Linked DNA regions of Mus musculus: regions 2 and 3 are each linked to region 1. The links are chromatin loops, found by intact Hi-C in ENCODE. Cell type or tissue: left cerebral cortex. All regions are shown on one strand.

Region 1 (2,500 bases):
ACTGGTCCTTCCTTTGGTCCAGGAAGAGGAGAGGGAATATAAGATGAGATAGTTTACTCTCAGAAGGGATGTGTTAAAAATACCGTTTGACAGCCACCAAACCCAGACACTATTGCATATGCCAGCAAGATTTTGCTGACAGGACCCTGATATAGCTGTCTCCTGTGAGGCTATGCCAGTGCCTGGCAAATACAGAAGTGGATGCTCACAGTCATCTATTGGATGGAACACAGGACCCCCAATGGAGGAGCTAGAGAAAGTACCCAAGGAGCTGAAGGGGTCTGCAACCCTATAGGAGGAACAACAATGTGAACTAACCAGTACCTCTCATTGTTGTGTCTCTAGTTGCATATGTAGAAGAAGATGGCCTAGTTGGCCATCATTGGGAGGAGAGGCCCCTTGGTCTTGCAAACTTTATATGCCCCAGCACAGGGGAACGCCAGGGCCAAGAAGTGGAAGTGAGTGGGTAGGGGAGCAGGGTGGGGGGGGGAGGGGTATAGGGGACTTTTGGGATAGCATTTGAAATGTAAATGAAGAAAATACCTAATAAAAAATTTTAAAAAAATGAAGCCGGGCGTGGTGGCACACGACTTTAATCCCAGCACTCGGAAGACAGAGGCAGGAGGATTTCTGAGTTCGAGGACAGCCTGGTCTACAAAGTGAGTTCCAGGACAGCCAGGGCTATACAGAGAAACCCTGGCTCGAAAAACAAAAAACAAACAAACAAAAATACTGTTTGAGAGGTTCAGAGCAGAGCGGTCCTGCATGAGGCCAGAGGGAGGTGTACTGTCACGTCACGTGGGATGAGAGTGGGCAGAGGATCCGTACCCGAGAGTCGAACTGAAGCTGAGGCAGAGTAAACTCAAGCACGGGGGAGGAGCAGGCGTCCAGGCTGCCTGAAGAAAGAAGAGAAGGCAGCCAGATGGCCTCCAATGTGAATTGTGTCTGTCATAGACTGAGCTGAATGTTCACAAAGTTAGCCTTGTGGAAAAGAATTATTTAATCAAGGGAAGAAATGGATTTATCCTACGATGGTGATTTTAACATTAGTTACAGTCCAGTGTTATATATGATTTCTGTTTTAACATATAATTAGACACTAGATGTTTTACTGCAAAATTCCTCAAATGCTTTTAGCATAAATGACAGAAGACGGCAATGTGCATTGAATCCCATATCCTGAAGGGGGCGCCCACAACCCGCACTGGGCTGCCCGATCTGCTGGTTATGTAAGGAGGCAGCCTCCTGAGAGAGGAAGCGATTGCTAACGCTCTGGGGGCTACATGGTACCTAGATGTTTCTGTGTGTTTGTTATTCCTGTTGGTTATTAACGGCACGTAGAAAACAGTGTGCTTGCCACATAGCCTGCTGCCCTAAAACCGGGTTTCATTAATGTCACCAAAGGAGGTCAGGAGAAAGAAAAGCCGGGCATCCACACTTTTCTCCTTCTGCTGCTTGTTTTGTAAATCTATAGAAGCTGCATGGTTCCAAGAGTGAGGCACTGACATCAGTGTGCTGATGGATCTCGAGAGAGGACTGGGAGTGGGCGTATGAGGGGAAAGGTAGGAAATCCTGATGAAAGATGACCTTAGACATAACAAGCCTGTAAAGAAAAAGTCCCTGCAAAACCAACTGCAATACCTCCTCTGTGTCATTGCACATTTAAAAAAAAAAAAAGGCTGCATTTAGTGCAAAGAGAACATTATCAACTTTTTTTTTTCTGCTTTGGAAATGAAGAGTCCCCTGTATTCAGTTTGACAGCTCATTGAGCCTGTGTCTATCTCTTGTGACAGAAGTGTGTGCCCTGTGCTTCACTGCTCCGGTCAAAGCTTTAGAGTTAAGGACATAGCCCTTTATCTAGTTGTTTGGCCTTTTTTGGGGTAGAATATTCTGGTACTTAGCTTATAGAGAAGAAATCAAGAGTGTGGGTTTCATGTGATATTGAAACAGAATTTTAAGGTGTCATATGGTTGAAACAGAGATCAGTCAAAATGGCCAACCTGTTAAAACTCTGATCAGAGAAAGGGGAATGTGAGCTGCCTGCAGGTCTGCAGGAGCAGCAGCAACTCGTGGTCTGGCAATTTAAGGCTCTCCTTTGAGCTCTGGTTCTTTGGTATTCATTAAAGAGCACTTAGTTACTATGGAAACTGTCCCTTTTCTGTATTTATGAGCTACAGGGCATCTCACAGCATCTCAAGCATACCAGCACAGCTGACTACTGTGTGCATTGAAACATTTGATGAAGACTTCTAGCCGCTCTGTATTCTGCAGAGGAGGCATATTTTTGTTTCCAGTTATTTGGGGTTTATTATTTTTTTTAAACTCAATTACAGCAAGCTTTGACCTTGCATTCACCATTCTGGAAGGCATTGTGCTGCCTCTCCTGCTTAATTTCCGTCCTTTTCTCAGTGTAGATAGAGATAAACGAATTTAACTTTGTATTCAGTGAAGAGTAATGACTTGAAGATTATGAATGTGCCCCTGGGTTCTGCCTAGGAAC
Region 2 (2,500 bases), 180 kb after region 1:
GCACTGTTCAGTTTAATTCCGAACTGCTTGTACAAGAGTGATGGATGTTAGGGTGAATATTCTTGCAATATTTTAAGTCAGATAAAAACAGTTTTGAAATGTTTGAAAACCACAAGATAAAAGCATAAGCTCCAACAACAATAACAAAAAAAAATAAGCAAGGGTAAGGACTAATTAATTTAACCTAAATGCAGACTGAAGTACTAATATAATATTAGTGGTACTAGTACTACAGAAACAAAAGTTATTACAGAGAGTTATGCCCTTGCTTGCCCCCATTCCCACTGGTGTTGGTGTGCTGTTTGGCGGGAATGTTAGAATACAGAGACGGATGCTTTGCTGGGAAGGATGCAAGAGCAGCCCCCCACCCCCGCTTTCAGCAAAGAAGCTGTTAGGACCTTAGGTAGATTAATTAAAATATTTGGGTGGATTTGTTTGTTTCTGGGCATGTAGGTATAGAAACAAATTCTCCCCCCAAGATCACAGGGGAGCTAGCTTAGTGAGCAGATGCCCCTCAGTGGTCTCTGTGCTCGGTGATCTGGCGTTCAGCGTTACACAGAGAGGTATATGGCTGAGACATACCACTTCCCTGAGCACTACCTGTGCTGACTCCTTCCTCACCAGAAGAGACACTCTCCCTAGTGTGCTTACACACAGGGCACTTTAGTGTGGAAACTGGCTCATAGGCCACATGACATTGCAACATGTGTGTCTGTCTTATTCAAAGCTCCATCTTTCATAGGTGGTACAGCATGTACACACAGTAGTTACTCAAGGAGTATTTGCTGAAGGAATGAATGGAGGTAGCATTGAAGTTACTCAGGCTAACAGAAAGAAGAAGCTGAACTTAAGCTCTTGACACAATTTTCAACAGATCTTTTCAGCTTAAAAGCTAAATTCCTACATTTCATTCACATAGAACAAATGGAGTAGCAATTTTGTTCCCAATGAAACCTCTCTGGCACAGGCTGAACTACTTCTGCATGAGTTAGTAATTTAAGACAGAAAAATAAAGATTCACACTTTCCACTCTTTTTGTACCGCAAGGAAAATGAGACCGATGTTCAAATACTATTAAATGCCAACAACTTTCCTCCCAAAATAGCTTTATTATGCCTCATGACAGCAGAAGTCCTTACACTGCCATCTAAGCGCCACTTCTGAGCTTATAATGAGCATGGTATGATTCAGAAGAGCTCTGTGCCTATTTTACAAGCAGGAATCAGAACAAAATGTTTCAGTAAACATGCTACACACATGGTGGCCCACAGCCAAGGAAGGAAATTTCATAGCATAACACGTTATTCATGTATTAGTGGTCATGTTGGTTGCACATAAACCCACCATGCTGTCAGTCAAACAAAGTATGTAGCACACAAACATATTCAGTAGAAAAGATGGAAAGTGATAAAAAAATGAGCATTACTGACCCTTTCCCTACCATACCGCATTTTTAACTTATTTTATAGTTTACTTCTTTTACACACACACACACACACACACAGTATGTAGAAATATAAACATATATAAATATATATAATACATGCATTTTATAGTCTAGTCCTATATACACACATAATATATAAGTATATATTTTATAGTTTACTACTACTTATAAACATACATACATGCGAAAATGCGCGCGCGCACACACACACACACACACACACACACACACACACACATGCTATGTTCTCCTGGCAGTACCCTCATACATGTTTATCAGGCCTTCTGGTTTTGTCAAGCAGATGGCTGGGGTGACTGCTCTGTATCATCAAGGCTGTGAGTACTCTGTTATGCTCTCACAGTGATGAAATGTCCTAATGACACCTTTATCAGAACACAATTCCATTTTTAAGTGATGCTTGACTATCTGTTGCTTAAGATTAGATAATTGTTAAGTAAACTATATTTAGGGATGGGTTATATGACTCTAGTACAAATTTTCACCAAGCTGATTCTGAGAATGAATTTTAAGACAGCCGCTCTTCTGGGGAAAGTATGTTTTCCCCATCACTTTGGATAACTTAAAAAGGTGTTGCTACAGTGCCATGTTGATCATGATTCAGTTGCTCACTATTATCAGATTCAAAATAACCAAATATAGGAATAAAGACTGCTTGACACCACATAATTGTCTATTAGGTAATAGTGTCTTTGAAAATGCTAAAGGTCCTACCATATTTATGGTTTAAAACTTTTTTATATGTACCTTTTAAAATTATTATTATTTTCTTTATTTACACTTCAAATGTTATCCCCTTTCCTAGTTTCCCCTCCGAAAATCCCAACCCACCCACTGCCATTTCCTGGCTCTGGCATTCCCCTACACTGGGGTATAGAACCTTCACAGAACCAAGGGTCTCTCCTCCCATTGATGACCAACTAGGCCATCCTCTGCTACATATACAGCTGGAGCCATGAGTCCCGCCATGTGTTTTCTTTGGTTGGTGGTTTAGACCCAGGGAGCTCTGGGGGTACTGGTTAGTTCGTATTGTTG
Region 3 (2,500 bases), 170 kb after region 1:
TTTTTTTGGTGAGAACTTTTTATTGAAAAAATTTTCATACAATGGATTCAAATTATACACCCCCCCCCACATCCCCACCATGCCAACCTCATGCCTTTTCCTCTGTTTACAAAACAAAGAGTGTGGGCCCTTATTTTTCATAGCTGTCATAGTTAGGGTTTCCTAGCTGCAAAGGGTCACCATGACCAAGGCAACTTTTATAAGGGACTACATTTAATTAGGTCTAGTTTACAGTCTCAGAGGTCCAGTCCATTATCATCATGACTGGAAGCATGGCAAGGTTCAGGCAGACATGGTACTGAAGGAGCCAAGAGTTCTACTTCTTGATCGGAAGGCAGCCAGGAAGAGACTCAGTCTTCTACGTTGGGCTAAGCATGAGCACTGGGAGCTCTCAAAGCCCGCCTACACAGTGACACACTTCCTCTAACAAGGACACACCTCCTAATAATTCGGCTTTCCATGGGCCAAGCTTATTCAAACAACCACAGTGGCTCTACTTATACAAAATGTCTGCAGGTCAGGTCATGTGAACTTTAATCTTTCAGGTATTTTGCTTTTAGCTCTAAACTGCGTCCCTTCATTATTTTCTTACATCTTTCATCACATGTCCCTTTATTTCTCCTCATTCTTTGTACAGTAATCAGATGCCCCTGCTCTGCCTTTAGAAAATTCTTGTATATAGCCAATTCCACATTGATTATCTGTGTCAGAAGTGTAGTTTTAAATTCCTGTTCCATTTAATTATTGAGTCAAAACAAATATAAACATACTTTAACACATCCTTAGTCTGTGCCTTTTAGATACACATGGAAGGTGTTTGATGCTTCCTCCATAAAGTTTTTTTTTTTTTCAGATAAACATAAAAGGGACCCTGGGGAGAGAATGAGAGGGAGTGAGGGACAAGAGAGACTAATGGAAAGTGAATGTAGTCTGAGTATATGGTATACTAGAACAAAAATGTCATTATTAAACTTGCTACCGTGAATATACACTAATAACAGCATCGAAACCTCTTTTGGATATTTTAGTTATACTTAGGCACTCACTATTTCTCCTGTACCTCAAATGGATTAGCATATAAAGCAAAGATCCATAGTCCCACAGAGCTCACAATCTAGCCAGGAGAATCACAGCAAAACAAACGAGTCCCTTCTACAATGGGACAGTGAGAGAGCACAGCACATAAAAAGGAGGAGGTGACAGCCAGCGTGGTCTCCACAAGATGATGATGTTGGCGACAAGTTTCGAGGATAGATTTCCTGTCCCCTGAGCTAACTGCCTTCCCTCCTTCTGTCACCATCTGCTTCCCCCAGTTATTTCGTACCAACAATGTGTGAGGCACTGTAAAGGATCCTGGGCATGAGATCTACGAGCGACTTTATTCTGTTCTTAGATCACAGCTAGCAGAAAGAGAAGCATAACAGAAGCATCCCTGCGTGCTAGGTGGTAAGGTAAAAGTGCGAACGCAAGTCACAGAACTGGAAGGAACGAATTCTACTATATTTTGACTGTCTTTGAAGAAAATATGCTCTCCCCTTTCTGACATTTCTACTATGTTGTCTGTTCTTCTTCATCAACTCCCCACTGTTGCTCAAACGAGTCCTGGAGGTAGTTAAACCAATTGTCTAAAAAAAAAAATTCCTGCACATATTCAGATATTTAGAAGTTTCTCACATTTAGTAAGGATATTCCGGCTTCTTTTAAAGAAAGCATGTCATCTTGACAGTGTTAAAGCTGAAAATCACATTGGCTTTTCTTTTTAGAGTCTCTTAGTTAGTTTTACTTAGTTTTCTTTGTCAAGTTCAGAGTCTATGGAAAAGTTTGTTTAACAAATGGCCTTCCTCCTTCAGGTTTTCTTTCTATAAGATCTGTTTGTATGAAGGAAGATAGACTATTCCATAGTATTCTTTTATAAATCTTATCCTCACCCCTCCCCAGGGCTCAGCTTTATCTCAAATACACGTCCTTCTTTGTTTTCAAATGCCAGGTTTTCCTTGTTTATTGCATCACAGGACTTCCCTATGGCACCGGCTACTCCAGTAGATCACTAAGCATTTTTTGTTAATCATATAATATCCCCTATATAAGGTGCTCTTCAATTTTAAACAGTCCATTTCTTCTAATTATTCACAACGCAGTTTAAAGAATTATTCCTATGAACCACATTTCCCGAGACTTAGGCATGTTCTCCATCCAGCTAGGAGAACATCAGTAGAGCGCACAGCTGAGTGCTTATTTAACACCTGTCACTCTAAAGCTTACAACTGCCTCCTGAAGCGCCTAATGATGCAAGGTGTGTGGGACATGTTCACTGCTGATATTTCATGCTCTCTGGGACAGAAATGAGTGGAACTCAGCACAGATCATGGGAACCGTGACATGGGAATCAAAACCATTGTCTAATTCTATCAGTAGAGCTGCTGGAAATCTGTTAGACTAGGTGTAAAGAAAATTCATCAGTTTTAATTTTTCCTTTTATGTTCCCTTCAATAATGGGGCC

Evidence for each region. Hi-C counts contacts between places; a loop is a spot of excess contacts. Peaks named below come from ENCODE experiments on the same cell type or tissue, not always from the same donor. Only the 100,000 strongest peaks of a DNase experiment are listed, where the experiment ranks them.
Region 2: it touches region 1 in a loop (2.6-fold over the local background); 2 of 42 quality-filtered maps call a loop at or near these places.
Region 3: it touches region 1 in a loop (2.7-fold over the local background); 2 of 42 quality-filtered maps call a loop at or near these places.

The regions. Positions count from the first base shown.
Region 1 is chr15:39,815,954-39,818,453 of GRCm38, reverse strand. All of the region lies in intron 7 of Dpys (dihydropyrimidinase), which reads left to right. Among named protein-coding and RNA genes, the nearest start is that of Gm16291, 20 kb to the right of the region's middle. In left cerebral cortex, a CTCF peak has its summit at 1,184 (motif pointing right); DNase peaks (open chromatin) are centred at 44, 896, 1,206 and 2,090; H3K4me3 peaks cover 342 bases; H3K27ac peaks cover 1,974 bases.
Region 2 is chr15:39,634,673-39,637,172 of GRCm38, reverse strand. The region is part of intron 22 of Rims2 (regulating synaptic membrane exocytosis 2); the gene reads right to left. Among named protein-coding and RNA genes, the nearest start is that of Dcstamp, 110 kb to the left of the region's middle. In left cerebral cortex, no CTCF peak of the experiment used is centred here; a DNase peak (open chromatin) is centred at 1,096.
Region 3 is chr15:39,642,873-39,645,372 of GRCm38, reverse strand. The region is part of intron 22 of Rims2 (regulating synaptic membrane exocytosis 2); the gene reads right to left. Among named protein-coding and RNA genes, the nearest start is that of Dcstamp, 100 kb to the left of the region's middle. In left cerebral cortex, no CTCF peak of the experiment used is centred here; a DNase peak (open chromatin) is centred at 1,300.